Regions from separate parts of the Homo sapiens genome. Here region 2 is linked to region 1. A link is a contact called in ENCODE Hi-C or POLR2A ChIA-PET data. All regions are on one chromosome and are shown on one strand. The core of a region is the stretch at or near the end of the contact, and the rest is flanking DNA. Distances in the headings are between cores, read along the strand shown. Region 1 has its middle 37 kb from the start of KU-MEL-3. Region 2 has its middle 86 kb from the start of LINC02533.

Region 1 (2,862 bases), core at 336-2,835:
CAGTTTTCAAGGAGATTTCATATACATTGCCTTCTTTAAACCTCACTTTAGCTCCGTGAGCCCAGTGTTATTATAGACAGCATCTTCAGTTTGTAGCTGTGTTTCAGCTAAAAGATCTGCTGAGGGTCACACTGGTGGTAAGTACCTGGGGATGGACTACAAACTCATCACTGTCACTAAGAACTCCATAATATACATAGTTGAATCACAAAACAATTTTAAACATGTTGATTTATTTATCTGCTTGTTTTCATAACTATAACCTGATGACTTGAACAGTTGGTAGCAGGATAGAACATATATTGATGTTGCTTTGAATACATTTCAATATCTGTGCAGCAATTACTTGCTGTGTGACCTTGGGAACATTATTTAATTTATCTGAGCCTCTTTTTCTCCACCTGAAAAAGGATATTACTACCTTTCTCATAAGGTTGTTCTTCAGAGTTAACGTAAGTAAAATGCTTATGACAGTACCTAGAAGTTAGTATGGACTCAATAATTGCTTAATATTAGATCATTTTTGTTAACTATACAAATAACTAAGATTATTTGATAATTACTGCCTGCTATCTTTTGTATGAGAACCGCAATACTGCCTCACTATCAAATGATGATATTGAGTTCTCCTAGTGAAATGCTCAGTTAAAAAAGTGACACGTTCATATGTGAACATCAAAGTTAAACTGAAATTACTTTAAAAATTAATTTACTTTTGAAGATCACCTTCCTAGTAATGTGAGTCACTAAGAATCTGAGTACATAGATATAAATCCTGCTTTTGTAAGATAGCATATATGCAGAGAAAAATGTGGATAAGTACATATCAAACAGTTGACAGTGGTTATCTCTAAGGATTGGGATCATGGTAGGGGTGCATTGATCTAATTTATTTATTGTTTTTAGTGCTTTTTTAAAAAATAGAAAGCATATACTGCTTTTATTATCTGAAAAAATATGATTTAAAAATGTTTATGTAAAAAACAAGCCTTACAGAAATCACAGCCTTATCAGAAATGTTTGACATGACTTGCCCCACACCGGCTTCTAGTGAAATGCTCTGAGATCTCCCTGAGGATTGACATCCCGCTGACAGGTCTCTAGTTCTAGGATTTCCAAAGGTACCGATGAACCACTTGTACCATAGAATTTGCATCTGGTTTCCACGTAGGAGGTGTGTTCTGTGGGGCTCCCTGGGCTTGGTAGGCAAAACATTTTAGGAACAGAGAAAATGTGTTGGCTTTAAAGAAGAGATTTCACTGCTGGTCTTTCCAGCTATGACCTGTGACCGGCTGTGGGCATTACTGTAGTCAAAGCCATTTTAGTTAAACATATTTATAAGCAGAGTTAAAAAGGGACTGTGGCTGCTATCTCACACCCCAAGATGACATTCAAGCTTTGCGTTTTCAGTTATTCCTAAAGTTATTTCTAAAACCAATGCTGCACTCAATTTTAGTCTCTCTCTCTCTCCCCTTCCTGCCCATCCGGGGTCTAGCCAAAGCTCCCTTCCTCAACTCCAGCTCCATCTCTCCAGGTTTTCCCTCTGCCCGGTTCTCCCGGGAGCGAGAGGGGGTGGGGACAGGCGGCTTTGGCGTCAACAGCAGCACGAGCTGCGGCTTCCTGCCTCCCCAGGCGGCTTCGGTTCCAAGGGTGCCTGGCTGCCTAGCGTCCCGCAGTGTCCAGGGCTTTCAGACCTCACCTAAGGTCCTAAAGATGTCCTCATTCTCCAGAATGGCACTGCCTCTACCAAGGAGGACACTTTGAAGTGTTGGTCCTGGCTACAGGCGCCCTCTGCTACTGACTGGTACCTGTGAGTCTATATAAAAGCCATAGAGCCAATTCCTCACACCCTCAGCAAATGAAACCTGCCCGTGGGATGCCCTTTGGCTTTTATTTCACGAGTGATCAGAAGCTGGCTACCGCCCTGGTGGCAAGTGTGAGCTTACTGTCACTTACTGTCTGGGCAGCAGTTTATGACATCTGTATGGTTTTAACTCTCAACCTTTACACTCTCTTGAATAACAAACTTGAAAAGAGATGACTCCCGGGAAGAACCTCCCCAATTTTGTTGTTGTTGTTTGTTTGTTTTTCTTCTTTGAGATGGACTCTGACTCTGTTGCCCAGGCTGGAGTGCAGTGGCGTGATCTCGGCTCACTGTAACCTCTGCCTCCTGGGTTCAAGTGATTCTCCCACCTCAGCCTCCCAAGTATCTGGGATTACAGGCACCCGCCATCATGCCCAGCTAATTTTTGTATTTTGTATTTTTAGTAGAGATGGGGTTTTGTCATGTTGGCCAGGCTGGTCTTGAACTCCTGACCTCAGGTGATCCACCTGTCTAGGCCTCCCAATGTGCTGGGATTATAGGGCCAAGAACCGCCTTTCACAGGAATTGAGAACATTTAAAAAGGATGTCATAGGCCATGTTCCGAAGAAAGGGAACCTTATGAGATTATTGATGACAGATTCTGAGGAATTAGCTGAGCTTTCTGATGGGTCATCAGAAATGTGGGTGGGAGACAAAGGCTGTTCCAAAGTGTTCCAGGCCAAGGTCAGAGCAAAACTCGTGCATGTGTTGGGTATCTGGCCCCATTCGAGGTTGCTTTGGCCGGACGTGGTGGCTGACGCCTGTAATCCCAGCACTTTGGGAGGCTGAGGTGGGCAGATCACGAGGTCAGGAGTTAGAGACCAGCCTGGCCAACACAGTGAAACCCCGTCTCTACTAAAGATACAAAAATTAGTTGGGTGTGGTGGTGTGCGCCTGTAGTCCCAGCTACTCGGGAGACTGAGGCAAGAGAATTGCTTGAACCCAGGAGGTGGAGGTTGCAGTAAGCCGAGATTGTGCCACTGCACTCCAGCCTGGGT
Region 2 (2,700 bases), core at 118-2,617, 240 kb after region 1:
GGTCCATTAATAGCATGAAAGCACCACAGGCTATCTTTGGGAGAATGTCCCTAAAAAGCACAGCACTTCTCAAAGGGGGCGGCATGCTGAAATCTCTACAGAAGGGTGGGAAGGAGAAGCATGAGTGTGTGTATGGGATTTGAAAAACTTCCAAGGGACTGTCACGTGCTGCCCTCCTTGTCCCCACCCTCAGCTGAGGACTCACTGGTCTGTGAAGAATGAAATAGTATCTGTGGGACACATTGTGCTTCTTGGCAAGTTCTGTATTTACCATACTGTTGTCCTGCTTGTTGGCATTCAGAAGCAAACTTGACTTAACACAGGATATCCACTATGCATATTCTAACGTTTCAGCTTCCCCCGTTTATGTTTTTTATTCTACATACACCTGCCTTGACTTTGTCATATTCCTGGTACATGGATTCAGATGGAGACAGTCAAACAGCAAAATTTAGTGTATTTATCTCCAATAATGTGTCTCCCTGGAAAGCAGGAGTCATTTATTTGGGAAGACTCCCCCATTTTCTTCATTTTTGTTGATGGCTGAGTAACAAAACCCAGCCACCTCTTCTTCCCCTACGCTGTGGAGCAGCAAGAGAAAAACTTCTGGCAAGTTTTCCAAAAGGTGCCAGCATCTCAATGACCAAAGGCAAGAATGTCGATGTTGTTCAGCTGGGTGTGTGCCTGGAACATTTGCCCCATTGGAAAAGGAGAAGGTTTGCCTCACAATAGAACTCTGTGTTTCCTGTTAACATTCTGGAAAAACAGAAAATAATAGCAACCCGGGCTCCTCGAGTGCAATGCCACCGTGCCATCCATTTTGTGGCCTTTGGTGTTATTTAGCATTTTGGGTGCTCTCTCTATTGCTAGAGTAAGCAGACATAGAAAAATAGAACGATCAAGGGATATGCACACGCACACACACATGCACACAGATGTCTTACAACAGCGACCTTGGGTCTCATGAGCAGCACAAAGCCCAGAGAAGTTAAACAACTGGCCTATAGTCACACAGCCATGGCAGCGATGGTCACACGTGTTTCTAAATGTGTTCCTTCAGTCCTACGCTTCAGCCCTGGGTGTTGCTGCTTTTGGCTCCCTTTACTTTTAATTTTGTTCTGTTCCTAAAAAAGAACCCAAGAAAAAGAATGCTTACACTACGAGGAACAGAATAACAGAATTCTGTGTTTTTTCATCTTGCTCACAGACCTCCAAACCCAGAGGAGAATTCTGAGTGAGTAGCAGGGTGAGAGCTAAGCCCCAGGCCACGTGCACATGACCCCCACCTCCAGCCGAAAGTCATGGTCACATGTCACGCCTCCATGCGGCTGCAGGGCCAGGCATGTACTAAGAGCCCTGCCATGGGCAGTGCCAGGACGGGAGGAGACACACACTGAGGGCAACTGCTCTGGCCACAGGACCGGAGGGACGCATCCGACCTGAGGCACCTTCCTCCTTGGAGATTTCTGCCTCTGCTTAATTACAGCTGGCTTCTCTGAAGTCAATCTGGTCAAGGTCAACTGGCCACTATGGGAAATCAAGCTCAGGGAGGTAAATTTAGAGAGCTGAAGGGACACCCTCACTGCCTGCTCCAGCTATGACTCAGCGGAAATTCTGAAATGAAGAGCCAAATGCTTGTGGAAGAGAGCAGCATAGAGGCGTGTGGGATTGGCAGTGAATGAGTAAACATCAGGAATGGCTGAATGAATGAATGAACAAATGAAAGCACGAGCCCTTTGCATCTGCAGAGCGGCTCTGGGGAAAGTAACTGGAGTTAAGGACTCTCTGCAATGGGTTAGTTGGAGGATGCTTACAGGACGTGTGGAGTCCTTGGGGGAGCCTGGAGGTGACACTTGCTCCCTCCACGTGACACCCATGCAGTTGGGCAAAGCCTCTGAGTTTGACGGAGGAGGAAATCCTAAGTGGATGGACTTGGAGAGGGCCCGTGGCTCCCAGCCACCATATGACATACAGAAACAGGGTCGGCGGGGTGGTCGGCGGCAGCTGGCAGGCGTCTCTGGTTGGAAACGGAGCAGCTACAAATAGGCGGTGACCTTCTGTAGCCATCCTGCTCCCACAGAAGGAGATGCGCTCTGGGAAGAGGCTGCTGGGTGTGTGCCAGTGCTGAGGCCAGGGGGAAGGAACTCAGTCTTCCCATTGCAAGGAGCTCAGCTCCTTTGGGTAGCAGAGGGAAGGGGGACACCTGTCTCCATCTGGGGTGGAGATCCTGGTCTTACATTCTGCCAGAATGAGAGCCTGAAACACACTCAGTGGAGAATCCTGAAGAAGGACATGTCAGACATAACCCCAGGCGGGGCTCCCGCAAAGGTAGGGCGGGACACTGTCACCTGCGACGGCCATGAAGACTATTCCTTTCTGACCAGCTGGACCCAGTTTTTCTGATGTAGATTAAAGGTGGCAGGAAAAAGACAGAGAGGGGTGCCAGGAAACATCTTTGCCTTCTACTAATTCCAGATTCATTTATTATTTCTTTTAATATTCATCTTTTAAGGGGTAAGTGTCCCTTTCAGAAAGTTATGCCAAAGTCTAAATTACTTGAGACGCTGGTTTGCTTTCCTTCAACACTCTGAGATGACACATTGCACTCTGCAAACATTTATTGAGAATTGCTTACGTACAAGGCACCGTGCCAGATCATAAGACCAAACAAAGATTAATATAAGATTCATAACATGGTCA

The links. A loop is a pair of places that touch in the nucleus more often than their neighbours do. ChIA-PET counts read pairs that join two places held with the same protein, here RNA polymerase II (POLR2A). Pooled maps may share reads with other maps.
Region 2: a pooled map of gastrocnemius medialis shows a loop between it and region 1 (2.1-fold over the local background). The contact joins two enhancer-like sites. A Hi-C loop is called at or near these places in 1 of 168 maps with a recorded cell type or tissue (left colon) and 5 of 50 pooled maps. POLR2A ChIA-PET finds 5 or more read pairs at or near these places in 1 of 52 experiments (H1).

Annotation. Positions count from the first base shown.
Region 1 is chr6:4,646,499-4,649,360 of GRCh38, reverse strand. No RefSeq gene overlaps it. Among named protein-coding and RNA genes, the nearest start is that of KU-MEL-3, 37 kb to the right of the region's middle. RefSeq lists a silencer at 1,412-1,706 and an enhancer at 1,412-1,706. Within about 2 kb of position 1,585, at least 11 of the 41 ENCODE cell types and tissues checked have a DNase peak (open chromatin) inside an H3K27ac peak, as active enhancers do.
Region 2 is chr6:4,401,523-4,404,222 of GRCh38, reverse strand. No RefSeq gene overlaps it. Among named protein-coding and RNA genes, the nearest start is that of LINC02533, 86 kb to the left of the region's middle. RefSeq lists an enhancer at 729-1,602. Within about 2 kb of position 1,367, at least 12 of the 41 ENCODE cell types and tissues checked have a DNase peak (open chromatin) inside an H3K27ac peak, as active enhancers do.